Regions from separate parts of the Mus musculus genome. Here all the other regions are linked to region 1. Evidence: chromatin loops called from intact Hi-C (ENCODE). Cell type or tissue: left cerebral cortex. All regions are shown on one strand. Each heading gives the region's core, and the rest is flanking DNA. Links, peaks and the distances in the headings are about the cores only.

Region 1 (10,188 bases), core at 1,416-9,415:
CTTCTGCCCCCAGGTTCAGCATGATGCTGGATACTCACCTCCAGATTGGTTCTTAGGAGCGAATGTTTGTGTGTTATATCTGTGTCTTTTCTCTCCAACAGCAATAACAGTTTCAGAACAAGTAATAAAGGCCAGAGACAGCCATTAATCCCTCAGCCTCTGCCTTAACCCTGGAGTCAGGTCACCGCATTTATGCCAACTAACATTCAATTATGAATTCATATCTTTTCTTTTGGAGGAAGTTCATTTAGATGAAGACTTGATCTGAACTTTTAAGAAGTTGTGTTTCAAGAAAGCTTAAGACTACATTTGGCTATGGACCTATATCTAATTTATTTACCTAAGAAATGTAGCAGGGCATAGTGGTGCATGCCTGTAATTTTCTTGCTTTAAGGAGAAAGTTCATATGCTTTTAAATTTGTTTAGTTTTAGACTCTTAGGCCTGAGTGGCCCACCTCTAAGAGAAGCAACTTAGGGGGGTGAAGTAGGAAGACTGCAGGTTGGTTTACTTACTAAGATTTTGTTCCAAATAAACATTAAGAAATACTGGTGTAGCTCAGTGATAGATACACACACACACACACACACACACACAAATACATAAACACAGACACACAAACACACACATAAATACACACACAAACACACATACACAAACACACACACAAACACACACATAAACATACACACACAAACAAATACAAGTACGCAAACACACACACATACAAACACACACACACACACAAACACATACAAAGCACACACACACAAACACACACACACTAACATAAACACACACAACACAAACACACACACAAACACACATCCACACAAACACACACACAAATATACATATGTGCGTGTATGTATGTATGTATGTATGTATGTATGTATATATGCATGATTTTGGGTCAATTTCTAGCAGGCCTGCAACAATTTAATATAGAGACCACTGGGCTACAGAATAAGCTGAACAGAAATTTTTTAAAAAGTGAAATTGTGTTTGCTTTGGTGGGTGGTAAATAAACAGGTTGTTCTCTTGTTTTAGGGAGAAAGTTCATACAGTTTTGAATTTGTCTGGTATTAATTATCCAGGCTTGACCAGTCAACCCTAAAAAGCAAAAAGCAAGGTGAGGCAAGCTTAACACTGGCCAGAGTAGGCCTTGAGTGTCCCACCAGCTGGCTGATGGCAGCCCTAGGTTTGTCAGAGTCAGTGTGGGCAGGCGGCTGCACCTTGAACCTTCTTCCTCTTTACAACTCTGGTTCCTTAGTGTGCTTCTTACCTTACCATGACATGAGCTCCCTTTGTGATGAACAAGAAAGAACACAGAAACTGATGTGTATTTATCTGGCAGCTTTAGCATCGAGGGAGGTAGGGGTGTCACAGACTGAAGGTTAGACTCATTCATATTTCTGGGGCCAGGCTCTTGGCATTTCTTTTAATCATGTTAACCTCCAGAGGACGGAGGCATGAATTAATTGAATGTGATACAGTATTAATTTTGCAAATGACAGCACTATTAGTGACCAAGACACAGGCTCAGGGTGACCTGAAGTCTGTTAGAGAGGGTCTCTATGTCACCTGTGCTCTGTGAGCAATGGGAGGATAGTGGAAGACAGGGAGAGAGAGGTGTGGGAGGAGCTGGGGGGGTCAGTGCTTTCACATCTGTAAGATGCTATACTGGTTGACATGACTTGATAGGTGGGGACAGCTACAGGCTGCATAGCTGTCATTTTCACCCAACTCACCCCCACCCCCACCCCCAGGTCTGTACATCTCATTAATGGTCAGAGGTATTCTGTCTTTTCCTGCTCCACACATTTAGAAAGGTATAACTTGGTGCCCTGGGGCTGCAAGGACCCAGTGGATTTCAGGAGAACCTCCCTCTCTATTCCTGTCTCCAGAGGTATGCTCTCATCTGACACCAGCGCATGCTATAATATATCACCTGGGCACAGATAATTGGTACTTTCTGTGCTCATGAATATTAGCCCCAGAGGCTAAGAAGCAAGTTCACACTCAACCAGATTTTAGGGTCTGAACAGTCATCATTGATGATGCTTATGGCGACTTTAATTGATTTGCTTAAAAGATCCAGATACTAAGTATAGAAAACTCCCGAACGTGTTGTATAAACAGGTGGTTAATAAGAGCGATGGCCAAGCGGAAGTGACTCATTGGTGACAGAAGTTTCATGTTATGTGATCAATAGTGTCCTTACTATTTGTTTTAAAATTCAATCAATAGTGTCCTTACTAAATTTGTTTTTAAAATTACCTTTTGTTTCTAATTAACACTGAAATCGAACACCGTCGTGGGCTACCATGAGATGGAGCATGTCTGTCTCCTCAAGCGTTTATCTTTTTATGGTGAAGAAATCAGCTAAAGGTGATCTCATCTCCTGTGTGGTTTCATCTGCTCTGGTTTGAGAAGGAAGGCAGCCCAGGGCAGATCCACCTGGGCCTGCTCTGCTTTGGGTTATTTGGGGAAGCCCAAGGTGTCATGGAACTAACTGTGAGCCCGTGCACAAGTGGAGGACTTTCCTGTCTGCCACCTCGCTTTACTCTGCTCAGAGTGGGAATAATTATGTCACATGGTCTTGATTCTCCACCCTTGTCTTCAAATGAGGGAGAGAGGTGTCTCACCTGCTAGTCACCATGGGTTCCCACCTACACAACATCCATGAACTATACAAATGGTTTGAAGGCCTGAGGCCACATCACCCCAAAGGCTGGGCACTGCCCTGAGCTTTCAGCAGCGCTACGCTGACGAATCAGCAAGTAATGTTAATGGGAAAGTTTGTTAGTTTTGTCCATTTACATATTTATGATTGATAGATTTTAAATTTCAGTATTTTCTCAATCTCCCTTTTTCATTATGTTATGTGTGTACATGTATGTATGATATATGTATGTATGTATATTATGTTTGTGTGTGTATAATATACATACACAATGTGTATGATGTATGCATGTGTATATCATGTATTGTGGTGGTTTGAATATGGTGGGCCCAGGGAGTGGCACTATTAGGGCATGTGGTCTTGTTGGAGTAGATGTGGCCTTGTTGAAGGAAATGTGTCATCATGGGTGTGGGCTTTAAGACCCTTATCATAGCTGCCTAGAAGTCAGTCTTCTTCTGTTTGCCTTTAGAAAGTTGTAGAACTCTCAGCTCCTCCTATCTCATGTCTGCCTGGATGCTGCCATGTTCCTACTTTGATGATAATGGACCAAACCTCTGAATTTGTAAGCCAGCCCCAATTAAATGTTGTCCTTGGTCATGGTGTCTGTTTACAGCAGTAAAACCCTAACTAAGACATGTTTGTATGTGCATGCAGTCAACTTTCAGGTGTCAGTTTCCTCCTTCCCTTCTAGGTTTTAGGGACTGAACTCAGGTAACCAGGCTCACATGGCTATATGCTCGTCTACTGAATCATCTTTCAAGTCCAGTCCTTTTGCTGAACAGGTAAAATGCAGTCTAAAAGTGAAAATTTAAAAAGGAGAGGAATTGGGTTACCTCCTTACACAATTACCCACTGAAGAAAGGGACTTGTTCCAAAATAAATAAAATTGTTTTTTTTTTGTTTTGAAATTCATATTAAAGAAGTGACTAAGGGACTATCAACAACTAAAATTTCAGATGCTTTTTGAAATGATTTAAATTCCAGACTATAGCAATAATCCTGGACACCAGTCTCCATGTTAGACAATTACTCTTAAGGAGTCAGTGTGGTTAGAATTCTTCCAGCCTCCTTCCCTGGCTGAGTGGAGAAAATGCAGGAATAACTGTGTCCTTAAAACCAGATGCCAGAACCCAGGGAGCTCCTGCTTTGTCCCCTTCCCCAGGGTCCACCAGTTGTGACCCATCTGGGAGAGCAGGAAAGTGGAGCCTGAATGACACCCCTTAAAGATATTTTTAAGGGTCTCACATGCCCCTGAGTGAACAAATGAAGAGGAAGGAGCTGCTTTCTGGTCACAGAGGCTCGGAATGCCACTCTGATTCAGCTACTTCAGCAGAATGGCAGCTTCCCAATCAGGGACACCAGGTGCAAAATAACCTCACAATTTACTGATGTGCGGTTCCTGTGTTTAAGTTTTGCATGCAAAAGGTTATGACATAATAGTACAAGTCATATAGAGATATAATAATGTGATAGAATTGCACAGAACATAAAATGAGTCGAGATTTGCAGTGTGCTTGACAGAAAGGCAATGTGTTGATTGTTATTATTGGTTTTTATAATTGTCATTATGCAAGTATCTGCAGATATTTGGACTTTTAGAGTCATTTTGGGTTCCAGTATTTAGAGATTCTGAAAACGAGAGCCCGGGAAAAGTCACACACTCTGTTTTCAACAGAGGAAGTTGGCTGATAGTCTTGTACTTTGTTCTGCATGGAGCGTCCCAGGGCACTGTGCAAAGGGTTCACTAGACTGGCATCTCTGCTGTATTTGAGAAGCAATGAGCTGAGAGTGTCTGGAGAGGCTCCTGATTGCTGGGAACTGATCTGAAGGAGGCAAAGTAGCAGAGGCTGATGGTTCTGGTAGAAGGACATGTTTTACCTCCTGGGTGGACATTCCACTGACCTCAGGTCTCCAATCTCTCAGTTCTACTGCTGTCCCCATTCTGTCATTCTGTGGTCATTAGTATCTTAGTGGGTTTGTCCACTGACTGACTCTCTCTCTCTCTCTCTCTCTCTCTCTCTCTCTCTCTCTCTCTCTCCTCCCTTTCCTGTTCATTCTTCCCTCCTATCCAGCAAGGAGGATTTGCACAGACTGTGAACCACACTCTGATCTAGATGCTGCAGTGCTAAGGGGAGATCAAGTAGACACACACTGCATTTGTGGAAACTGTGGTTGCTCAGGGAGAATCAAATGGCCATGCATGGCACGGATGACTTCAGGGGCCAACTTGACTAATGCAGGAGGAATACGTAAGGAATTATTGAAGCATCATTTTGGATGTGTCTGCGAGGTATTTCCAGGAACTGATTGAGCCTGAGAGGCATAGGGGAGAAGCTATGGCCTCAGTCATGGCAGCCATGCCCAGACATACTTTCTAATTAATATGTTAGATGGTTTTATCTAAACTGAATTTACCTAGAGATTGACTCATGTATATAGGAACTTAATAAACAACACACGATACACACATGACTGTCTGTGGGGGTTACTGCAGAGATGGTGCTGGCAACACCAGTTTACCATTTGGAGGAAAACAGACTAAACAGACTAGTCAACTTAGCACTGCATCTACAAGAGCAGATTCTAGATGGACTGGTAGCCTTGTGTCAAAGTGTGTATTTACTGAAACAAACTCATGGCCAGTTGTATATGACATCAAGAATGCTTGAATACCAACAGGAAACAGAAGCAAAGTCTATGAGCTGAAGAGCTGGATAGGCAGGAAGCGGTCTCTCCTCTCTCTCTTTCTCTCTCCCCCTCCCTCCCTCCCTCCCTCCCTCCCTCCCTCCCTCCCTCCCTCCCTCCCTCCCTCCCTCCCTCCCTCCCTCCCTCCCTCCCTCCCTCTCCCTTTAGAAGATTCATTCTCTATTTTCTGTTTTCATATACAGCGCAGGCTGGTTTCTTACTCAAGATGCTTCTGATTTAGCCTCCTGTGTTCTGGGATTCTAAGTCTCTGCCACTAAACCGCGACAAGCCCTTTTCTCTCCTTTTCTAGGCTCACTAAGTATTCCTATCAGAACTAGTTACCAACATGTTACCAAGCACCTCCAGACTACCACAGACCGACAATTATCTCAGTAGATCACCAGGTGGCGCTTTAGTCCTCCATAGCATAGAAAATTGCTTAAGGGAAATTCTTTGGAAGAGTTTGGTTCATTTTTAGTAAAGGACACACACACACACACACACACACACACACACACACACACACACACACACACACACAGTTTTCAGGATTATCAGCCTGAATGAATACAAGATTTTCCCCTCTCAATTTTGTATGACTGGGGGATGCTGAAACTGGTTTTGCTTGCAATTCTTGACCAACTTTGGTGTTTCCTCAAGCAGAAGCCCTCACTGTCTTCTGATACGCTAATGGGGCACAGCATCGCATTGGACCAGACAGGCATGTCCAACCTGCTGCTTACAGGCTAGAAGAAGCTACAGAAGACTATCTACCTTGCTTTTGGTTTTGCTTTTAGGGAATGCAGGGACTAGGGGTTAGGGAACTGAGATGTTTCTAGAGGAAACATCCAGGGAAAAGAGAAAAAGAGTAAAGCAGGCAAAGGAGAAGAAGGAAGAGCCCTGATCTTAACTTTTTCAGAAACGCGCAAGTGTGTGTGTGTGTGTGTGTGTGCGCGCGCGCATCTCTTTCTCTGTGTTTGCACATGTGAGTATGTGTTTGTCTCTCTTTCTGAGTATGTGTGCACACATGTGTGTGTAAATGCCTGCTTGTGTTCAAGCATGCATGTACTTGGGGAGATTGTGGACAACTTTGGGTATTATTTTTAGGAACACTATCCATTTCCTTGGGGACAGTGTGTCACTGGCTTGGAGCTCACTAATTAGCCTAGAATAAGTGCCCAGGAAATGCCTGGAATCCTCTGTCTCCCTGTCCCTAATACCGGGATCATTTTTCTTTTCAAGATAATTGCACCATCCCTTTCCTTTCCTCCAACCGAATCCTTTCATGTACCCCTCCTTGCTCTTTTTCAAATGCATGGCCCCCCTTTTTTATTAATTGTTGCTATGTGTACATATGTATATGTCTATACATGTAGTCCTAAATATAACCCACTCAGTCCATATAATGTTACTTGTATATATGTTACTTCTATGATCATTTGGAATTGAACAGCAAATTGGTAGCTTTGAAGACAATTTCTCAAATTCTAAGCATATTCTAGTTGCCTGTAGCTCTTTGTGTAGGGTTGAGTCCTTATGGCCTTTCCCCTGTCCACTTTGTCATGTCTATTGCTTTCCTTGTTCAGCTCATGTTTAGGAAGTCATGTTGATGATATTTTATGGGTGTAGCTTCTGACAGTACTGAGAGACAGTCTCACAGGAAACTCCCTCACCCTCTGGCTCTTACAATCTTTCTGCCCTCTGTCCCATAATGCTTCCCGAGCCTTAGGTGCCCAAGTTGCTTTGTAGATGTATTTACTGGGACTGGGATCCACAGCTCAACATTTTGGTTGGTTGAAGATTTCTGTTATGGTCTCCATCTGTTGCAAAGAGAAGTTTCTACGTAAGGGATAGGGACCACACTTATCTGTGTGTATAAGGATAAATATTAGGATGTAGCTGGGAATTGTGATGGTTTAGTGAAGTGGTTGTAGGTTCTCCTTCAAGATTCACGACTTCACTAGCTTTGAATAGTTGATTAGGTTTCCTGTACCAGGCACAGTTTCCCTCTTGTTGAGCAGGCCTTAAGTCCAAGCAGAGAGCTGCTGGTTACCAAGGTATTCATGCCACTACTGTACCGTTAGGATTATCATGCCATGCTGATTGTTGGTGTGGTTCATAATGCTTGACATTTTTTATGGGGTTTCTGAGACTCAAACTCAGGTCCTTGTACTTAAAAGGTAGGTATTTTATCAACTAAGCCAGCCTCCAGCCCCCAGACATAGTCTTTTGTGAAATCTGCACCCAGTCCAGTCAGGGGTCTCTATAAACAGTCTGAAAAGAGCTAAGGGTGGGTTTGGAGAGCATCCATTTGCCTTATTTAGGCCTCTAGAAATGCAAGTGTCAGTACAAAGTAGGCTTATGGTCCAATTAAATTGCCAGGAAAGAAATTATCTGTCTGTTTTTCTCCCTAAATCTCAATGACTTTCTGCTCCCATTCTTAAAACCCTTGTAAGGAAGGAAGCATGAAGTACTCGATGCAGCTGTGTTTTATAAGAGGCTACAGGTGGATCAGGTCTCCTTAAGGATGAGTTGGACCACATAAAACAGTTTCAAGACCACCCAGTATCTTTACAAATAATCCTTCACACCTGAAAATACAAATATGTTCTCTCTATAAAAATGTTATTGACATTGACATAATACTTTAAAGTAGCAACTTTGCATTAATATCAAGTTAAAAACCTGAGATAGTCATTTCTTTCTGCTGTCAGAAAACAAGATTGTGGTTACTCTTGGTTGGATAGGTATGGGTAATACCTGGACACAGGGTCATGAGGAGGAGGTCTTTAGGGTTTGGTGGGTTTTGTTGGTCGAGTGGTCCATACATTTATGAAAATCCATTCACATTTGAGCTATGGGCGTGTGTTCTGCCTATTTTGGGGGTGTCTGATGTTTAAAGAATTCTGTGCGAGTGCTAGAATGAAATGACTTTCCCATGCCTGCTCTACCTGTGGGTCTCAGAACTGCCCAGTGGGATAAATGTGCTGAGCCCTGCAAACTGGAGATGAGAATGTGACAGCTCCCAGGTCAGGCTGTGCCTGTCTCGGGCAGGGCTGGCTCACCTGCCACCTTGGAGTTGTATGCTACGCCGACTCCACAGATATTGTTGCTGGCTGCAGCAGAAACTTCTCCTGCACACCTAGTTCCATGGCTGTGGGGAAAATAGAGACAAGTCAGACACATGGTCAAAAGCATTTATAGGGGATTTCTTCAATCCTGTCTGCAGGGAGCAACTTAGTTTTTAAAGATTAAGCTGTATTTGAGCCCCTCCTCCAATGATAATTATCTGTCTGTCAACCCCCAAATTCCCTTCTATCCTCCCCTTTCTCCAGTGGCCTTTCTGACCCTGGGTTGTTTCTATTATAAAGAGGTTTCTGAGAATGCTTTTAACCACAACCACTGGTCTTTACTTTAAAATTTGGAGCATCTTCCAGTGGAAAACACAGGTTTTCTTAAAAATGAAACACACTATAAAATAGCTGTGTGCTAGCCTGTTGGAAGCACTAGGATCTATGGGTGGGTAGTTACTTCCAAGGGTGCCTCAGCATACAGGAGCGAGATATTGCCTACCAAGGATGGAGTGATGGTCAGTTACCTTCAGTTACCTTCATTGAACTAGGTTTCCACTTTGACACAAAAATAAGAAATCACATTTTTTTCAGTATTATGGAAAAGAGGAAGCTAAAGGACCCCTGTTTCCAGGTGATAAGACTCTAGACATAAAGACCCTAAAGATGTCACCAGAAAATTCTGAACCAACAACCAGAATTCCAGCAAAGTGGCAGGACACAAAATTAGCATACAGAATCCAATAGCTTTTTAAGGCATCAATGATAATAAACACACCAAGACAGAAAATAGGAAAACAATCCAAATAGCCCAATAATAGCCAAAACAGCAAGAGTAACAAGAACAAGAACAAGGACACCACCACTACCACTACCACCACCAACGATAACATCAAAACAAATTCTGAGCTAACCTAACCTAGAAGGTGAGAATATTGAATATATTGAAAACTTTGGAAATCTGAAGAAATAAGATCTTACTGTGAAGTTCTGGATGGTAATCAGTAGGATTGGTAATAGCCTATAATTTTTTTTGGGGGGGGGGGAGGCATGTGATCCCATTGGCCAACAACTCAAAATGAGGTAGCCCATTCCTGGTACTGGGGTTTATTTGGTATCATATGGTATCTATTTGAAGTATTGTACCTCTACTATAAAGTAAACTCCATTTAAATTTTTTGTGCATATATATATATACATATATATATATATATATATATATATATATATATATATATTAGAACGTTTCTCAAGTTGTATGTTTCCATGTGAATTTTTCCAAAGGCCTTTAGTGTTAGTGTCACTCCCTATATTCTCTACCCTGCCATCTCTTTCCCCATCCCTTTTAATCCTTCCTGTTCTATTTTTCCACTTTCACCCTTTAAAAACACTATTGTCTATATACTGGAGTAATAGAACGTAAGGAAATCTAGATAATACTCATCTGAAAGCTTTATTCATACTGTTTAGCTTTATAGTTTAGGAAGGTGCTACACATGCCACCAGAGGAGAAAGAAATCATCAGACTCACCCAGTTGTGAATCCTGAACACTATAATAATGACTTGCCTGGCAAGATATGCCTGCTGTTGCAATAATGGCATGAATTTTTTTGGGGGGGTAACCAACCATTTTTTGAATGGATTTAAGTCCTGCTTCATGAGATGAAGCCGTAGTTGACATTGTCAATGAGGCTGAAAACCTGTGGCTAGATAGGTCATGGGAAAATAGTAGCAGGGAAACCGTCTA
Region 2 (10,188 bases), core at 1,463-9,462, 220 kb after region 1:
CCTTTCTTCCCTAAGTTGCCTTTGCTAGTTTCAACACAGCAACAGGCAAAGTAACTATGACAACCTGTTAAAAACAAACTCCCCTTTCCTTTCAGGCTCGCAACTTTCTACTTTCTGTCTGCAATATCTCTTGCCAGCAGAAGACTACAACAGTTGCCCTTTTATGTTTAGCTTATTTCACTTAAGCCCAATGCCCTCAAGGTCCTTGTGTACTGAGCATGTGCCAGAGTTCCTACCTTTTAAAAACAGAGCTAGGGGATGGAGAAAACAAAATCTCCAGTGCTTGGTGTATAGACAGCCTAGCTGAACCAGAGAGGTCAGAGTCAGTGAAAGACCTTGTCTCAAAAATCAGGTGGAGAGTAGAGAGCAATGGAGGAAGACACTGGAGTTACATCCCCCTCACATACAGTAATGGGTGTGCACACATGCACATAACGCGTGCGCGCACACACACACACACACACACACACACACACACACACATGCATCTGTGCAGAAGAACAAAAGAACAGCCTCCACCACCACCACTGTGAGGTAAGGTGTGGGCTCAGGTGTTCTGAGTCCCTTCAGCATCCTTCCTAATTCTGTGCCCCACGCATCTTTGTAAGCAGGGCTGTGAATCAGTGAGACCTTGGGTTGGAGTTCTTGGTAGAGTGAGTTGAACTCACGTGTGTAGCCAGACTGTGAGTGACACTTCCTCTTTTGGGCCCCTGGGAACCATGATGTTGGTTTCTTTGTTAAGAGCTCTCTAAGCTGTAGAAAAAGATGGAACTAATTGGTCCAATGAGGCTAAATTCAGAAACTCTAATGAGCTTCCTCTTGGGCAATGTATAAACAGATACATTGACCAATCACAAATTAATGGACTATTTATCTGCAGATATTGGTTACTTTGCTTCTTATCTTTGGAGTGCAGACTCTAGATCTCGGTCCTCTGACAAGTCAGCTGTTTGAGAACACTGTGTATGCAGGAGCCCCATTGGGAAGGGAAGAGAAATGCTGTGTGCCTCCCAGCAGGGGAAGGCACTTTCCACCCATACATCTGAGTGATTTGATGCTGACACTTGAATTCCTCCATATCTAAGAATAGTTTAGTATTACAAATAGCTGAGAAATTATAAACAGTGGTAGGTCTTCAAACACTCAGCTGAGTGCCCCAGTAGGAAACTTCTCATATTAGGCATCTCATACATGTTTAAATGACTTTCTTTCTAGAAACGCACACATGCACACACACACTCACAGACTTACACACAAATGTATGTAAATAATATACACACTCACACAGACTCACACAAACATGCCTTTGTGCGCACGCACACACACATACACACATAGACTCACACGCATGTGCATGCACACACACATTGTTTTTCTGTGCTATCACTTTATTCTCTTAAGGTCACGATTCCAGAAGGAAGGAGAAAATGAGTGGGAAGAGACTTCACAGCCATCCATCAGGTTGCAGACGCAGGCTGGGTACCAATATAATAACGCCACTAACTCAGACTTTTAGAGAGCCAAGAATTCTCATTATGTGCACTCCAAGCTGAAGCATTTATTTGAACCTACACACTTGCTTCTCCCAGGACCAGGGAACCCCAGATTGAGAGGCAGCGCTTTCTGACTGGGGTTAGACCTGCCTCCTTTGAAGCCAGAGTCCTCTGCTTAGATGATGCATGGGTGCTCCAGAAATGGTGTGTTCTTGGCTCTGTCCGCAAATGGTGCCCTTCTGTGCATCTTAGAAGTGACTTCTGTCATCTGGGATCCAGCACTTTCCAAATGAAGGCCTGTCTTGCAGCCTTGCTGTCAAAAGCTGCTTTTCCTGATGGCTTCCTTGAATTTGCTGCCCCCAACACCCCCACCCCACCCCTCCCTGCTTACTTTTTTGACCTTTGGCTGGGTTTGACTGGGTGTCTGGTTTGGGGGTAAGCCCAGGAGTCAGTCTACGTCTGAACACTCTTACAATTCTGTCCTTGAGAAGCTACTGTCAAGATGTTTCAGAAATGAAACTGGGAGATAAAACAATACAGCCAGGATTGTAAAGTGGATCTGCTGGTAAGTATTTGTCCATTATATTCGGGGGATTGCATTTAACAAACAGGGATGGGGCCTGCATTTTTCTGATAATTTGCAGAGATTACTTTAGATTTTCCTTAATTATACATAATGCTAAGACAAGACATAATACTCTGCAGGAGAGATGTAGAAAAAGAACCAGTGGAGACTATCTATCTATCTGTCTGTCTGTCTGTCTGTCTGTCGGTCTATTATCTATCTATCTATTTATTTGTCTGTTAGTCTATTATCTATCTATCTGTCTGTCAGTCTATTATCTATCTATCTATCTATCTATCTATCTATCTATCTATCTATCTATCATCTATCTGTCTATTATCTATCTATCTATCTATCTATCTATCTATCTGTCAGTCTATTATCTATCTATCTATCTATCTATCTATCTATCTATCTATCTGTCAGTCTATTATCTATCTATCTATCTATCTATCTATCTATCTATCTATCTATCTGTCTGTCAGTCTACTATCTATCTATCTATCTGTCAGTCTACTATCTATCTATCTATCTATCTATCTATCTATCTATCTATCTATCTATCATCATGGCCATCCATCCTTCCAACTTTATACTTCTGAACAATAATATCAGAATAAATTAAACATTAAGATATAAACATCAGTCTCAATGGGACAGAATAACAGAAAGCAGAGAGATGGTGAGATGGTGGTGAAGGAAAAAGGGATCTATAGGAAAATAAGTTTATTGTGTTTTAACAGATGAGAGCTGGAATGACACAGCTTTGAAAGCTCTACTGCCTTCCTTGTTGACACAGAGACCCTTACAATGTACTCTTTTAAGTAAACCAAGAAGTATATATGAGTTAGGCATCCAGGAAAAATGATGCATATCAGATGTTCACCTGCTAGTGAAAATTTATATCAGGTATAACATTTCAGTTGATTTAATTGTCCTGTGTTCACTTCTCTGTATTATTTCCTTCAGTGCTATTTGTGGGCTCTAAAAAGTTGGCATGTACAATAAAGATATTTTTATTCTGAAAAATGAAAGCAAGTGGAGTCCATAGCATCTCACCACCAGGTCTTACTTTCATAGAAACCAAGAGAGTAAAGACTTTACCATCTTGATTGTTCCTGAGAGCGTTTTGGGGGGCAAAAACGTTCAATTTTGGAAAATCATGTGATGGTTGGTCGGTCTGGGAGGCCATAGATGCCCAGGTAAGAAAAAAATGCTGTGCCTGGGCAGAGCTGAGTGCAGTCATGCCATAGGAAGGGGGGATGCCAAAGCAGCACAGACAGAGTACAAAGGGGTGAGGAGCTAGGAGGTCAGAGGATGGCCCGAAGGAACCACTAATCTCATTTCCAAAAGTCCTTTTCAATGTTTGTACCCCAGTGGTGACTGAGGACTTCCCAGGGATACATATTTTAACTCTGCCCTTGATATCATTAAGAAAAGGCCCTGCCAGACGCATGGTCAAGGTTTTGTTGGGGTGGATCAGTCATGATAGTGGCCAAGTTTCAAGATTAAGTAAGCATTCTGGAGAATGTGGATCACACATGTAGGACAGAAATATGATTTGCTAATAGGAAAGTTTTAGGGAAAACTGGTCTGATGAATGAGCTGGAGTTTGTGTGAATATTAGAGAAGCTATAGGGGTTTTATAGCAACTTAATGTGGGGTGGGTGGGTGTCTGTGTGTGTCGTTTAGATCACAAGGGCCTGGGTTTCTAGTTTACATCTGAGCTAAGTAAGAAAAGTGAAGTTCAGACAGTTACCAGTTTGCCTTACAGAAAACTGTTCTGCTGTGGCAGAAGTAGCAAAGCCCACTGTGGCAAAGGCAGTTCAAGCCAGTTCATTTTTAGAGAGGGAGATAGCAGAATGTTGGTTTGGAGTCAGTCCACACATTTCTGTAATAATTTACATTTTAATATACGATTTTAGTCTTACAATACATTGGCAGAAATAGTGAGGCTCCTAGTGCACTGCATATATGTACACACACACACACACACACACACACACACACACACACACATACACACACATTTTCTATTGTTTTACAAGGTCTTTACTCTGTCATGCAAGCAATCCTAAGATTTATGATACACATTGTAAATTTAAATTTACTGGAGTAATTTGTGACTATCTTGTAATGGTGTGTGTATCTCCTAAGAACAAATGCCACATTAATATATGAATATTAATACCAAAGCCAGGAATAGTAGAAATTTTAGCACTCAGCAAGTTGAGGCAGAGAGTGTCATGACTTTGAGGCTATCCTTGGTTTCACAGTAGGAATTGTCTCAACACTCCCCCAAATAAAAAAGGAAAATTATTACTGATATTTTATAATATATGGACATCATCAATATGTTGACAACTGTCTTAATAATATTTGTAGCAAAAATTAAAACTTGGATCTAAAGTTCAGGCCAGGATCACTTACTGCATAGAATTATTATTTTTTTCCAATTTCTAGGAGTTCCTTAGATTGTCCTTATTTCCTTCCATAACATTTCCACAATTGAAGAGGCCAGGTAATTACTTTATACTGTCCTTCAGTGGGGGCTTGTCTGCCATGTTCTTGTGATTAGGTTGACTCAAGGTGTTTTAGCATAGGTATACTTCATGCTGCAACGTACAGTCTTTTAAATGTGGTTACTACAGGTCCACAGTAGTAGTTATGACCACACCTGCCTAACAGTAAACTTACAATCTGAGGACAAGATAGATCTGTGGGCACGTACTGTGCACCTCGCTCACTTGTTTCTGGAATCCACAGCCAAAGGTCTATATAGCAAACAAATGCAGCCTATTTCAATGGACTCCAAATAGCTATAATTATCCAAATGGGAAGTCATTAGGAGTGGGATACAGAACAAGTTCTTCTGGGTATTTGTTTATTTATTTATTTTCTTTCATTTTAATTTGGGAGGGGAGCATAGCTGGGCAATGAAAAAAGAAAATGGAGAAGAAATGGACATTTTGTGTACATCCAACAATGCTAAAACTATAAAAGAATGTCGTAATTGAAACCACTGAACAAGAGGACATTCTGCTCTCAGCAGAGTGGCATATGGATGCACATAAAATCATATGCTGTCTCATAAAACTCAATCAATGAGAAGCAGCACGAGATAATTTCATACGGAAGGCAAGCATGCCACATTATTTAGATGAATAAAGTAAATATGATTTTGCTAGAGGAATGAAAGCTCCACAGCTTCTTTAAACAGATGTCTTTCATGCAGTAAAGCAGCCTCATTACTTACAGTGTCTCTAGCTCTGTGTCAACACGAGGCCAGGGGAAGCAGGCTAGAGCTATACAGCATTCAGCTACAGCTCCTTAGAGTCTTACATAAGGTTTGTTGTTTGCATGTAGAAGACCGAGTGCTAAGAGTTTTCACTCCTCAATTCATAGTGCAGATATTTTAAAAAGCTAAATGGAGACATCAGATTAGGTGAGTTTACCAACCTACCCAAAGAACTAATAATAAGCTTTGTGAATTAAGTTGTATCATCATCCAGTATCATCTATCATTTTAAGTGTTCCTTATTTCCACAGGATTTAACAAAGAATTGTTAATAAAATAATAATGAATGTTCATCCCAAGTTAGCGTATTTGCTATGTTCAATGTGTATGGAATGGAAAGTCATTGGTTCAATCCTTGGAACACATGACTCTAGCCAACCTTGGCCACTTCTGGGCCATACCTAAGCATTTGCTCTCCATGAATGGCAGTCCACTTTGTGGGTGTAAGAACCACACTTCGCATTAACAGAGAGTACAGCAGAATGAAACAGCTGAGTTGTTCTTTGTTTTAATACTGAGTATAAACAGCTTGCATGGGATTCAGACTATGATTTATGCCTAAGAACTGAAGATGGCATCTCAACACAGGCCAGCCAGGTAATGAAGCAGGTAGAGGGTATCTGAGCCCCATCCTTACTTAGCCTTTCTTTCCATTCATCATCCCTGAAGGAAAACTTAGAATGAACATTATTTCTCTGGTGTATTGAGGAACCTTCTGTCTCTCAGGTGGGCTGGCATCTCAGGGATGCTGTTCTGTCCTCCCTGCCCTTTAAAAAATGTGGCTTTTATATGATAGTCTGTCTTCTAAAAGGTACTTGTACGTATTTTGTTCCTAGCTGAATTAAACTTCATAGATATAAGTGGCTGCTTCCTACAGTTATTCACCGAGACTCGAGGACAGTAATTAATCAAACCATTAGCATCATAGATGTCATCAGCCAGTGGGAATGAGATGAAAGATACATAACCTAGCTTCCTAGTAACTCATCTGTTAAAAGGAAAGTGCTGTCTGCTGCTGAGAAGTGAGGGATTCTGTAGAGCAAATGGGATAGGATGAAATATAGCTTCCCTCAACCCCTATCAACTCATTGATTATCCTGGGGTTTCCTGTATGTGGCCACTTTGGTAAGCTAAATATCATAGAAGGCTGACCTTTCTCTACATGTAAATGCAAACTCCTCAGCTTGTGGTGGGAAACTCTTCATGAGTTGGTTCTGGCCCACTTCTTTCAAAAAATGCTACTTGGCGTCTCTTTAAGACCTCTGGGTACTTTCTTACACATCCTGTAATCTCTTCTATAAATTTCCTTTCATTTTAATCTGTTCAAATTACAAAAGTCACATAAGTCACATGATCTCAACATTGCCTGCTTCATGTAATCTTTCATTGCCTCACACGGAGACTCACAGTGCCTTACTTGCTTAGAAAACAATCCCAATCTCTTTAGGATTCTGTAAAGCAGAACCTATGTTTTTTCTAGCTTTATCTGATCTCAGAATCTGCTGATGCTGATGCCCTGCCTCCATTCCCTCAGTCATGAAAACAGTACCTGTACACGCCAGTACTTTTCATGCACCCATCTGCCTGTGGGTGTTCCCTTGTGTTCACGATTCAAAAAATAAACTAGAATTGATTTTTGAAGGTCAACCACCTTCTTGAGTTTGAACTTCTACCACAATGAAAGATAATGGCTGCTAGCTAGTGAAGCTATGTTTTCCTTTAGTGCCAAGAGCACTCTAAAACAGAAAGTATTTGTGGATCACTTTTTTCCCCTTCTCTGTCCTAAGTTCTTAATCAACAATTAAGTCTTAAAATGTTAGGCCATTAAGAGCAGTTAATCAATGGGAAATAATGTATTTAACACAGGTACAAAATAGTATAGTCTGATTACCATTTCTCATATGCTTAGTTTTCTTTGAAAAGTTTTTATGAGTGAATGTACACACATACAAGTTGGCTTTTTTGTGTTTGCATGTGTAGAGGGCAGAAATCAGTTTCAACTATCTTCTCCTATCATTCTCTACTTTAGGTCTTGAGATAGAGTCTCTCATGCTATCTGGACTAGCTATAGCTGAACCTAGGAATCTGACTGTACCTCTTTTCCAGGACCTCAGTTGCAGGCATACACAACTACATACAGCCTTTCCTGCTCAACAGAGAGCATCAAATGACAATGCTAAGATTTTAGGTCTCTGTCATGCTTTATTTTAATATTTATTGAGTGCTTACTAAATGCACTGTCTAGTGTTAGTTACTATGGTGACTTGCATGAGAATGTTTCCAATAGGTTCATAGGCTTTAGTATTTGGTCCCCAGTTGGGAGAACTGTTTGGGAAGGATTAGAAGGCATTGCCTTTTGTAGGAGGTGTACTGGGCTTTGAGAGTATAAAAATGCACATAATTTCCAGTTGTTTTTTGTTTTGTTTTGTGCTTATAGGAAAGGATGTGAGTTTTTAGAATCCTGCTCTAGCCACCATACCTCCCTGCCACAATAATGATGGATTCTTACCTCCCTAGAACAACTGTAAGCTCAAATAAACCTTCCTCTTTATAAGTTGCCTTGGGTCATGATGTTTTATCACAGAAGTGGAGAAGGCAATTAATATGCTCACCAAGAGTGTTCTTAGGGAAGGATAGATTCTTATGCTGTCTTTCATCAAAGGTAAATCCAACAAGCTGTTGCTGGAATCCCTTAATCTATGAACAACTTTGTTTAGAAAGTTATAATTTACAAAAATTTCAGGAGAAAATCATGAAATGCAGATCAGGAGTGTCTGAAGTGAATTGATATGCTCAGCTCAATGAACTTCAAAGTCTACCCCTCTTAGTGACACAATTCCTCCGTAAGGCCACACCTCCTAATCCTTCCCAAAGAGTTCCACTGGGGATTAAATTTTCAAACATATGACTCTATGGAGGACATTCTTATTCAAACCACCATACAAGTACTCAATTATACAACGTATGCCCTAGGCTTGGTAGCTCATGCCTGGAACCTCAGGACTTGGGAGTCCAAGGTAGGAGGATTATTGTCAGTTTGAGTGTACTTTGAGGTACATAATGAGTAGCCAGCCTGGACTATATAGGGAACTCATACCTCAAAAACAAATCAAAACAGACAACACAATAAAGTAAGCAAAATGAAAAATCCAAAGATGTACAAAGAATTGAAATCGCCCCTTGAAAAATGGAACAGCAAAACAACAAATAAAACAACATAAATACCATATTTCATCTCCTTTTCATCACATGTAAAATGAAGGGTAAAACCAATATTTTTCAGAAAAACATCTCTTCCTGCTTCAACAGGCTGTAATTCTATAATTGCCATTATTATTTGTGAAAATTTAAATGACTCTGGGTAAACCAGCTAGAATAATACAGACTCAATTAGTGAGGAATGTCACAATATTTTGGTGGCATAGCAATCTGCCAGTGGTGTGACAAGTATTTAGAAATCATTGTTCATAAGAGTCATTCTAATGACAGCAAATCATGCTGCCTCCTCGCTCCCTTCACCAGCTTCTTAAAAAATTGTTGTCATTTAGTACCTCCACTTGTTTTGACTTCTCCTATCTAACCTTCTTTTTTGAGAAAACTGCTCCTAGCGCATATCAACACCTTCATCTTTACATACTCTGAGAATATGCCACTCCCAGGCCAGAGAAACTATCAGGCCTCAGTAAGTGTGTAAGTGAACTTGTTTCATAGACAGGATAAAACACTGAGGTCCACTGTGCAATGCCAGAGAGCTCTGGTTATTCTGATGTTAATACTTCTTTTTCATCACAGCCATCTGTAGGCTTCCTTAGAAAATGACTCTATGGTGTTATTCTAAGTTTTTCTCCTCAGTTAACTGCTGTGTCCCAGCACTGCCCACAAATCATCTCGTGTCAGGTCTCTCTCCAATTGCCAACAGCAGTGTCCAAAATTTTGACTCCTTTCCAGTCCCACCTTCTCTTCCCTTGGTCCAAAGGTTGACTTTGACTTCTGACACTTTGAAATAATTACAACTTCATATTGGTTATCTTTTTTGTCACTGTGTCAAAGTACTTGACAGAAGCAGCTTAAGGGAGGAAGGGTTCATTTTGGTTCATGGTCTTGGGAAATACAGGCCATTGGCAACAGGGGAGTCTTCATCTACAGTGGTAGGAACATGAGGCAGCTGCTCTTTATACCATGGTGAATCAGAAGTCAGAGAACAAAGCAAGAATGAATTAAAAACCCTCTATGGCTCACCCAGTGCCTCATATCCACTAATTAGGCACCATGTCCTGAGGGTTCCACAGCCTCTCAAAACAGTGCCACCATCTAGGGACCAAGTGCTCAAAACACAAGTGTGTTGGGGACATCTCATATTCAAATAATAGCAATACCATCACCATACTTTCCTTTGAAGCTATATTTGATCTTGATTTTACAACAGGCATTTTTTTTTTTCTGTGTAAAGGTTTCCTCCCTTTTACTACTGTTAACTCCTAAGTTGAGAATTCTAGGGAAATGGAAATGTGCCAAGGCTCACTTGATGGTTATCAATTGCTTAACAAATATAACATCACTGTCCATCTTTCCCCTTTAAACCTTTCATCTCAAACTGAGGACAGCTTTCTTTTTATGCTTAGGCTGCCCCTTTTGCTTTTCAATAAAACTAAAAAAAATAATTTAATGAGAATGAGCAATTTGGGCTTGAAGTCTGGCAAAATGATTAGTAGTGTATTGCAGACACACTACTAATCTCAGATAGAATTAATGTAAGAAATACTATGCACCATGGCTTTGTAGAGAATGGTAACATGTATATGTGACATGATACAGAAGTGACAATCTAACAA
Region 3 (10,188 bases), core at 902-8,901, 230 kb after region 1:
GCTCATGCTCAGCAAGCTTTCTCATACAACTTAGTAATATCTTGGGGGTGGCACCTTTCCTTGTGGGATGGGCCTTCCCACATCAATCAAACATTAAGACAATTCCCAACAGAATTGGCCACAGGCCAATCTAATCTTGGAAATTTCATCACTAGAAATGTACTCTTTCCAGATGACTCTTATTTGTGTCAAGTTGGCAATAAAAACTCACCTGGACACATAGCAATAGAAATCTAATGCTACTTCCTAAACACAGGTGTATGCATAAATTATGAACTCCAGTTTAGTAATATCTTACAGAAGGCACATTCATGTCTACCCAAATCCATGCACTGCTGCCTATTAGTATCTACTGTGAGTTTGTGCCAGCATCCCTGGTACCTAAACTCCAAATGCTTGATCTCTTATATATAAAATTGTATATAGTCAACATACAGACTTTTGTAAGTACTATAAATAATATCTACTTACTTATAGCACCTAATGCAGTGCAAATGCTGTGCAGTAAACACATTGTTTGGGGAAATAACAAGCTAAGAAATATCTGTTTGGTACAGATGCACCTTGGTTTTTTTTTTTTCAGCCACCTCTGATTGAGTCTGCAGATATGAAGCCACCTGGATATGGAGTGCCTGCTGGACTTTGGTATACCCCAAAGTGATGTTTATATCTGCCTAAACTCAGAAGTGCTCAGGAAGCAGTAGGGGGCCTTGGGGATTCTGATAATAATTGTTTCTTGACTTCAGTGCTTATGATCCAGTATACTCACTTTGTGAAAATAGTAAGCTATGTTCTTTCATATGTTAAATTATATATCCACAAAGTACAATGATCCAAAATTTATTTTTATTACCTGCTAGTACTATTACTAGTAGATCACCTTTAGAATAGAAATATCCTTACACTTATAAAAATGGTCATGCAATGTTATCTGTGAAAGCACCCCAGTGAGCTCTCCATCCATAAAAATCTAAACATAATAAAACAAAAAATGTCTAACAGTGTTTAAAATGTTAATTATTAATGGAACTTTACTCTTTTCTTATTTTGCTCAACATTCTCACACACAGTTGGCTGAAACTGTGATATGGGATTCATTATTTTGATAAGTCATTTTTATTTCCATTTCAGAAGAGTCAAAAATAATGTCCTGAGAAGTGGGAGGTGCTATCTGAAGTCAGTCCTGTCACCACTGAATTCTTTGTATATAGCATCTCAGTGGACATGGTTTGGGGTGAGGACCAGGTTAAAATAAAACAGAAAAAATAAACTAGACAGGTATTTTACTTTCTTTCCTGGAGAAAACATAAATATTTGCTTTTACTGATATTCTAGTGATGAAGTAATTAAATCATGAACAAAACCTTTCCCAGCATTTCATGCCCAGCACAACATGTGGCATCAGGGCTAGGAAAAAGCAGAATTGTTTAGTTCCGATCTTCTGAAGATGAATACAGATGTGCACGGTAGTCAGTGACACATTTTCATATCTCAACAGCAAACAAATGGTAATTATAGCACAGGTAAAAAAAGAAAGGAAAGGTAAGAAGCCCCTCTTTCACATTTTCAAAATGGTATCTCCAAGGCAAAGTTCTTGGCAGTCAGGGATGGCTTCCTGGAGACAGCTAGTAGTCAAGTGAATTTGGATTTATGTTTGAATTATTTCCTTTGCCAATATAAGGCAGTTACTTAATATCTTAGAGCTTTGAATTTCATGTGAAGATTGATGCAGACAATTCTACTTATTTTGTGGGATTAGGATGAGATACTCTGTCACAGAAGGCTCCCCTCATCTGCATCCCTGCCCCTTCCTATGTGTGTATAACTAGCTGCTGAGAACCTTTCATACCTGACATTGAGCAGGAGGAGATGAAGAGATCTGCTAAGGCTTAGAGGAACCACAGAGAAGGATGTCTTAGGGTTTAAAGTACAAAATTCAGGATAAGAAGTTGGGACAAGTATAGAGCAGTGCAAAGAGACCAAGAGAGGACAGTGCCTGGGAAACAGTCATACGAATACATTAAGGGCCGTCAAGCACAGCAGTTGACTGGATAAGGCAAAGAAGCCAGGAATACAGAGGACATTGGCTCTGAATACTTAGGTTCCCATGAGTGACTGAGGGTAGGACAGAGGGCAGTGGCTGTTCCTGCCTTGTGGGCAGCTGGGAGAAGGGAAGCTCTTTATGGCTGTAGCATCAGGCAAGATTTAGGTCCAGGTCTTGAAGGATCAACAGCATGTGATCCTTCAAAGAAGGAAAAAAAAAGGCTCATTGGAGGGCTCAATGCTCTCTGGGCATTGCACCACAAAGCTTCTTCAGGCACAAGTACCTTGTCATACATGGGTTAGCCTTTGAATACGTATCAGGGCAAAAGACTAGGATTTGGTTAGGAGGTACTATCTGAGAGGACAAGGAGAGGAAAAAGGAGACACCAAATCGAAAGCCTGTTCTTCATAGCTGAGGATTGCAGCTTGATATTGCAATACAAAATCAGTCAGTGACCTCCTCTCCAAGAAAGAATGGAATGAGGAGAAATAGTTAACCCCAAAGTATATGTGTCTTTCTGTTCAAAGTCGAACCAAATTGCTGATAAACCATAAGATTACCTTTATATTTCCTGGCTTCAATCTCACCATCACAACCGTTAAGCACTCACTGAGTTATTCATTCCCATTAGGAAAAAAAAATATATTGAAAAATTGACAGGGTTAGCCATTATCAGGCTCAGTTACACCTACCTTTCATTAGGTTTTTAGCATCAGATCTCAAGAATGTGTTTTCCAGGGGGAAAGAAAAAGGAGATGGAAAACCATTGCAGCAGATGGGTTTCCTTCCTTGTCAGAAAGGGCTGACACAGAAGGTACCCACAGGTAGGGTTACACAGGTATAGAAGAATTAAAGATCTTGCTGCCTCTTCCCTTCGTAGGGTAGCCCAGCCATAAAGCCCTGTCAACACCTAGCAAGGGTTTTCTAATAACAGAAGCATTCTTGCAGCTGTTGATATTAAATACGAATGCATCTAAGCAGGCTGGAAAGAGAACTCATGGGTTAAGGGTGCATACAGGTGCTCACACGGAGCAGTTCACAACCTTCGGTAATCCCAGTTCCAACCTACACCCCCCCCACCACCCCCCCACACGATGAGATAAATCTTTTTTTTTTCAAAAGGGAAAGTATGCAAGATCTCACAGTCAGATATCAGCTAACTATAATCACTCATTGCCAATGCCGCTAGGACGCTGGATTTTGCCAATGGGGGGAGGAGGGCGGAGCGGGGTTAGGTGGGGTATCAGCTTGTTTCAGGGTTGAATGTCGTTTGAAAGAAGTCTCCGTGGGCCAGGAGGCCAGGAGACTGTTCTATCAACAGGAACCTGGTTTCCCCTGCTCCACCCACACTTCTCTTCTCGGGAGCAACTAGTTCTAGGTGTGTGAGACCCGCCCGCGCGCCACCCGCAGACCTGCGCTTCTTCCAGGACCTCTGTGAAACTCGCTGCCAAACACAGCTGAGGTAGAATACGCGCCCGCCGCGCCGCTGGTGAGTGTAGGCGGGAGAGCCCTGCGCTCCTGAAGGAGTCATCCTAGTAGCTGGGAACTCGGCAAGAGACATAGGAAGTTCTGACAGAGGAGACCAGCCTGTGTTGCCCTTCTAGGGAGGGAACCCAATGCTCTCTCAAGCCTCTTTTCTTGTGGGATCAGGAGGGAGGGGACAGCCCACGGGTACCAAGCTGCATCCTTTGACCTTCCATTCCCCTCAGACTGGCTTCTCCTTGCATCCTCACTCTCCCCTAGCGGTGCCAGGTCCCCTAAGGACACTCCAGATCTGGGATACAGATATTTCGCAGGAAGAGCAGGTCAGGCATGCTCCCCGCCAAATGAATTATTCTCCTCTGTTCCCCGCAGGACGAGTACCCTAACTTATCCAGAGGTTGCCAGAGGCACCCAAAGCTCGAAATCTTATCCAAACAGTTCAACTTGGACAACTTCTTGGAATGGGGATCCCCGTGCTCTCTGGGGAAAACCGCGCTGGCTGCCCACACATCAGGAGAGGACACCTCGACTTTTCCGGGGGGAATCCCCCTCAGAATCCATCTCTCTTGGCAGCGAGGTGTCCTAAAGAAGCAAATTAAGAACTCTCCAAACAGGAGTGCGCTTCTGGAGTGGGAGGTCGTGGGCAGGAGCCAAAGCGCACAAGTTCAGCACTCGTTTTGGACAGAGAACTCCGTCCTTGTTTCCAAGTCAGAAAGCTCTTGTCCACTGGGGAAAAAAGCAGGGACTGAAAGTCGCTGGGAGGGAAGTCCTTAGGCGTGGGTCGGAAAACTGAGGTGAACTGCAACGCTCGATCTTTGAGCCATGTCGGTGGGAAACTATTCTTTCTCCGGGGCGTGGGGGGCTGGGAGACTTCCCTGGCAAAGCAGTCGACGTAAGCCCAGCTGCTCTGGACTCTATCCCTCTGTCCCTAGGCAGCCTGGAGAACTTGGTACCTCGGACAGCAGCCGGGGCGCACAGCATCCTTTGTAAGGTGCGGTCTTATTTTGCCCCCACCAAGTCAAACACCAACAAATTATTTCTCTGACCTTTCTAATACAGATGAAGGACATTTTAATTACATAACCCATGAAAGATCACCGGAGGCAATGTCGTGTTTGAGAACCGATGGCAGAATAGCTGCATAGCATAAAAAGACAGAAAACTTGCAAATCTGCAACGAGATTGCGCAAGGCTGTCCCTCCTCTGGAAACAACATGTGAAATGTATGGAAAAAAAATCTTACCTTTCGGACTCCAAAGCCGTGTTCTGCTGCAACTTGGCGAGCCTCTTCCTCTCCGTCTTTATGCAACTCCACAAGAAAATGATTCGTGAAGACGGGTCTCTCGGCAGACGCAAAAACCATCACACAGAAGAGGAACCCGGCCGCCTTCCACTGGGATCCACAACCGCCCTCCATCCTTCTTTGGGAGTGAAAAGTGGGGCTGTGAGGCGCGCAGGGTGGTGGAGCAGGGGACGAAGAGGGAAGATGCAAATAAAAAATAGGTATGTAGTTTTTGTTTCTGTTTTTCTTTTTTTTTTTTTTTAAAAAAAAAAATCTTTGTATAGCAAAAGAGGCAGAAAAGAAGCTTGGCAAACAGCAAATCTGTACGCTGTCCACCAGCAGCTGGCTGCCAGGGAAGCCGGGGAGTCGCGCAGCCCGGCTGGCTGGCAGGGGTGCGAATGTGCGGAGCTGTGTGTACCCGAGAGAAAGAGCTAGTGTGTGTCTGTGCTTGATGCTAAATCTGCATTTTCAGCTCCTCCTCGGCTCCAATTCTAGAGGGCTGGAGGCGAGCGCCAGCCCGGGTGACGCGCGCCCGCCAGCGGCCAATGGAGGCCAGAGGATCGGCGGGCCCCGCCCCGGGCCGCCCCGAGCCCGCCCCCGCCCGCCCCCGCCCTCCCCTGCCCAGCTGGCTGCCCGGGTCCCCGGGGGCGCCGCGAGCCCGCGCCCCCGCCAGCTCGGAGCGGCTTTGCTCCGCCCGACCGCTGCGCGCCCAGGAAAATCCCCCCCGCTGCCACCCACTGCCGGCGCCCGGTGATGTCATTGTTTGTGGAAATCTGCACAGCTCCGGGCAGGGAATTACGGTGCGTGCCGCTTCAGAGGCCCCGAGGGGAGCGGGGGGGCCCCCGGCCGGCCGGCCGCTCCCTGTTGCTCTTCTTTGCTAGTCTGAGCTACAAAACAACTCTCCTCTCTTTTCTCTCTTCCCTTCCCCTGTCTTCCCTCCTCTCACTTCTTTCTCCTCTCTTTCCCTCTCCACACCTCTCCCATTCTCCCAATAACAAAGCAAATTTGATCCTTCCCGCCCCCTCCACTTTGGGCAAATCCCAGGCTGGGAAGAGCATCCTTCTAGAGGTGACTCATGGGGGCAGGAAGGAGCTTTTTCTCTGTTCTTTTCCCGGTGCTCCAAGGAGGCCAGAAACTAAACATCTGGCAGTCCAGCGGGAGTCCGGACTGCCCTCCCCCCACCTGCGATGGCTATTAGAGACTCCTCTAGAGTCAGCGCTGCACCTGCATCCCAAGACTGCCAAGGGAGACGTGATGCTTATGCTGGGAGACAGATTCTTAGACTCTGGGTTTGGGGCTGCATCAGGACCAAGAATGTCAGAGTTTAAGGAGGTATAGTCATCCATCCCAGGCGTAGGTCAGGATTCCTGCTAAGAGTCTGGCTGCATGATAATTTAGGCTGAGTAGGCAGGGGGCAGCTGTTGTCCAGGTCCAGTTAACTGCTGAGGTCTGACTTCCCCTTCTTGCTCTAGTGTAAGGAAGTAGATCCAGTCTGCTGTAAGGAACTGAGAACCATTGCTCTAAGTAATGTAAATATTAGCTGTTATGGAGTATATTTACATCGTTTTTTTACCATTTAACACCAAAGTTTAAAAAAAAAGTCCTGTTATAAATTGGATAGTCAGGAAGATGCTTTTTCATGGGAAAGAGCGGAAGAAAAGGGAAAGAGAGAGAGAGAGAGAGAGAGAGAGAGAGACTTACTTGACTTGACACCACACCCAGCTACACCCACCCCACTCTCCTCCTTAGCACAAAATCACAGTGTATACAGGAGACACAGGAATGGTGGACAGGAGAATGCTTACTGTACAAGGCACATCGTCTTCACTGACTTAGCTACTCCCCAGCATTGCTAGAGAAGTATAAGCAAGCTCTGCGGATGGGTTCTATCCAGCTGTAGTCTTCAGCATACCACATCTTCAATTTTGATTGAATTCCTTTAAGACAACCAGGAAAGGCAATGGGGAGGTTTGGTAGCGAGGATTCCAGAATGGAAGCAAGGGTTTTAGAAAATTATTAATGAACTAACAGATCAGCCTGGAAGCCTCGGCTTGGAGCTGCACACATTAGCTCATTTCTGCCAGGAATGCTTTCTTATTATCACTATGTTGTACCACATCACCCAGATCGGGCTATAGCACAAGGATTCCTTACCCAGAGGCCTTCAACTTTTCCTCTACTTTTGTCTTCCTTACAGTTCATCCACGTTTTGAGCCAAAGTACTGGTTTAGTGTGAAGCAATAACCACATGGTCCCTCCTGTTCTGTATTGTCATTTGAGAAAAATAGCACCAAATGTGAGCGTTGCATTAGGTAATTCACCACTGGAGAGAACATTTCAAAAGCAGCCACAGAGATACAAATCCAAGCCTTTAGAAAACAGATCTGAAGAGCATCAAATAAGTCAATTTGGAAGATTATAGGTGCTGGGAAATAGCAGTGCTAATGTATCTAAATCTCTCTGAAATTACCATCTGTTTAGACTACGTATTAATTTCTCTGGAACCACTGAGCAATGCTTCATTTCCTAAATAAACTCCAAGGATGAAATGCCAGTGTGTGCTCAATCTACCACCATGGTTAATCTCACCTGGAAATCTTATTGAAATTTGATTCTCTTGGTGGCAGTGGTGGGAGGTGGTGGGGCTGTTGAGGTAGCTGGATAATGAGGATTCTGCCCTCATGAGTGGGCTACTTCAGTTGTAGATTAATGAGTTATTTAGTGAGAGAGGAAGTGACTCTAGCACACAAGCAAACTTTTCCTGAGTAGCTTTTATTATCTTCTTAAGGGATGCTCTCTATCATGACAGGGTGAAAAGCAAGAAGACTGGCCAGGTACTAATGTCATGCTTTTGGACTTCTTAATATCCCAAACTGGGAGAAATCTTTTCATTATTCATACAGTTTGAGGTAGTTTGTTACAGCAAACAGACAAGTGAATTAAGATGCAAGTCTATATTTTAAATAACTAAAGCTATAAAACCAGATACAGTTTGAATAAAACCTGATAACTGATTGAAGTTTGTTGTCTTTTGTAAAAAAAAAAACAAAACAAAAATAAAAACAAAAAAACCCAAAAAACAAAAAAAAAAAAACAAAAAACAAAAAATCAACAACAAAAAATTACATTTGAGTATTTGAGTTTCTTGCCTTTGTGCATGTATGTAAACCATGTGTGTACCTACTGCCTTCTGAGGTCAGGGAGAAGGCATTAGACCCTCTAGAACTGGAGTTACAATTGTGAGCTATGATGTGGGTGCTAGGAATGGGAACTGGGTCCTCTATAAGAGCAATAAGTGCTCTTAGCCGCTGAGCCAGCATTCCGATGCCCTGAAGTCTGGAGTAGTTCATGTAGTGTATAATTTATCACAATACTGTCAGCACAGAAGAATTAAAACAGAACTTTTGTGATGCAAAGGCTAAATTTTTAATACACTTAAGTACTTACTATAAGCCAGTAGAGGAAATACATTGAAATATTTGATTGGTATTTGAAATGTAAATACACCTTCAGCGTGCACAAATTTGCTCTCCTAGAGAAGTATTATTACCCAAACTCTTTTCTAATATCAGTAGACTTAGACAGAGAAAGCCAGCTGGAGAGAGAAGGAGACAAAGAGGTAGCATTAGTGGGTCTAAGGACTGACGCAGAAACCACTGCAAGTTCTGCTGTGCCTGTCAACAGTGGCCACTTGGCCAAACCATAGAATCTCTGTAAACCCGTATTGCTCCACCTGTGGAAACAGTGAGTTTAGGCATCCTTAGATCCTGAACTGTGCTTTCAGAGATGCTAAAGCCCATAGTGTGGTATAAAGCATTTTCAGCTCCAGAGGTGTTGACAGCATTGCCATGGCTAAGAGATCACTGTTCACAAACCTCCTCCAACCCTTCTTACATGCACCTAAGCTGGTGGACTTGAGGAAATAGCTGACAAGTGTTAATAGTCAGTATCAGATATGAAAACCATTAAGATCTTTGAGTCTTTTATTTTATTTTCTGTTATAGCTGTAGCAACAACATAGGTTGGTGCTAATATGTGTCACCAACCCCAAATATCTTGTTGAAGATATTTTACAATGATCAGAATATTTCCGTTTCATAAACACACACACACACACACACACACACACACACACACACACACACTCACACACACACACACACACACACACACACACACACACACACACACTCACACACACACACACTCACATTTACAAGAATAAAAACTACCTGGGACAAGATTGTGATTTTTCCATCCAGGTGTATTCAGACTCTCTAGGAAGAAGAATTCAGATCCACACACTATCAAGTCGAGGAAAATCTGCTATGTCAGAGACGGGGAACAGGGCAAACCATAGTCATCCATAGGAGGAACTTCTGGACCTGTGCATATTGTTTGAACCACCGCAGAAGGTATCTAATTTTGCTGTCATTTTTTCTTACATAGACTGTAGTGGAACCAGGGGGGAAATAGATATGAATGTCTTAAAGTCATAATTTAAATAGAGTCCTGACTGAATCTAGACAGAAGGTGTATATCTTTAATCTCAGCAGTTGGGATTGGAGGCAGGAGAATTGTGAGTTTGAAGGCTAATCTGGGCTAAAAAAAAATAACCGATTTAAAAAAAAATACACAATCTTATCAAACCAAAGTGTGTTGCCATTTTTGTGGTGTTCATTTGACACTTCAAATGCAGCAACACCACCTCACTTGGTAGCATGGCCTTTCTGTGAACATACTGTGCTATTGTGTCTTGCTGGTAGATTCATCCCATCATCCTGTCATCTCCGTCCTTCCTGTTTTGCTACACATACCCATTCTCAAGATTTCCACAAACAGTTATCTCCTCTCTATGTTTCTGCCACATTCTGATCACCCATGTCCCTCTCCCAGTTAACGCTTGCACCACACTTTTCCATGGTGTGGCGTGGATCCTTTTGCACTTGCTGTGGTATAAGATTCAGGCTCTTGATACATTTAACTCACATGCGCAGGTTATACTCATGCCTACACATTACTGGCATGTGGGTGCTCTTCTCTCAAATTCCTATATCTTTTTACCAATTTAATGTGTTTTTCCTTAAGTGATCTAAGTCTATTTTTCCTTAAGCTGAGAATCTTCAGATGGCGTTTGTTTTCTAAGTCATCTTAAATTAATACAGTGGGGTGAACGCATGGCAATTTACCAAGCATTTTACTGTCGGGAAAGCAGTCAGTCCAGAGAATGTTAGGTGGTGTTTTCTTTGCAACTTCATCAACAAATCCTCAGATTAACTCAGACTAATCAACTCTTCAGAAACAAAGGTACTTGCTTTCTTATTTTCCAAAGTGTTGAAAAATTTGTTTCTTCTATTTTAGCTCCTATTATTTTGATAGT

What was found. Peaks named below come from ENCODE experiments on the same cell type or tissue, not always from the same donor. Only the 100,000 strongest peaks of a DNase experiment are listed, where the experiment ranks them.
Region 2: it touches region 1 in a loop (2.9-fold over the local background); 3 of 42 quality-filtered maps call a loop at or near these places.
Region 3: it touches region 1 in a loop (2.7-fold over the local background); 4 of 42 quality-filtered maps call a loop at or near these places.

What each region holds. Positions count from the first base shown.
Region 1 is chr2:143,772,236-143,782,423 of GRCm38, reverse strand. It overlaps Pcsk2 (proprotein convertase subtilisin/kexin type 2), which reads right to left. Exons shown (of 12, transcript NM_008792.4): 7 at 8,435-8,523. All of the region lies in intron 2 of Pcsk2os2 (proprotein convertase subtilisin/kexin type 2, opposite strand 2), which reads left to right. Among named protein-coding and RNA genes, the nearest start is that of Pcsk2os2, 12 kb to the left of the region's middle. In left cerebral cortex, for the core only: a CTCF peak has its summit at 5,764 (motif pointing right); a DNase peak (open chromatin) is centred at 5,784.
Region 2 is chr2:143,555,754-143,565,941 of GRCm38, reverse strand. All of the region lies in intron 1 of Pcsk2 (proprotein convertase subtilisin/kexin type 2), which reads right to left. Among named protein-coding and RNA genes, the nearest start is that of Pcsk2os1, 13 kb to the right of the region's middle. In left cerebral cortex, for the core only: no CTCF peak of the experiment used is centred there; a DNase peak (open chromatin) is centred at 5,294; H3K27ac peaks cover 587 bases.
Region 3 is chr2:143,541,246-143,551,433 of GRCm38, reverse strand. Pcsk2 (proprotein convertase subtilisin/kexin type 2) reads right to left here and starts at 5,301. Exons shown (of 12, transcript NM_008792.4): 1 at 4,770-5,301. The coding sequence starts at 4,943. Pcsk2os1 (proprotein convertase subtilisin/kexin type 2, opposite strand 1) reads left to right here and starts at 3,597. Exons shown (of 3, transcript NR_040354.1): 1 at 3,597-5,029; 2 at 9,071-9,223. In left cerebral cortex, for the core only: CTCF peaks have their summits at 5,342 and 5,622; DNase peaks (open chromatin) are centred at 4,931, 5,286, 5,534, 5,825 and 3 more places; H3K4me3 peaks cover 5,314 bases; H3K27ac peaks cover 4,038 bases.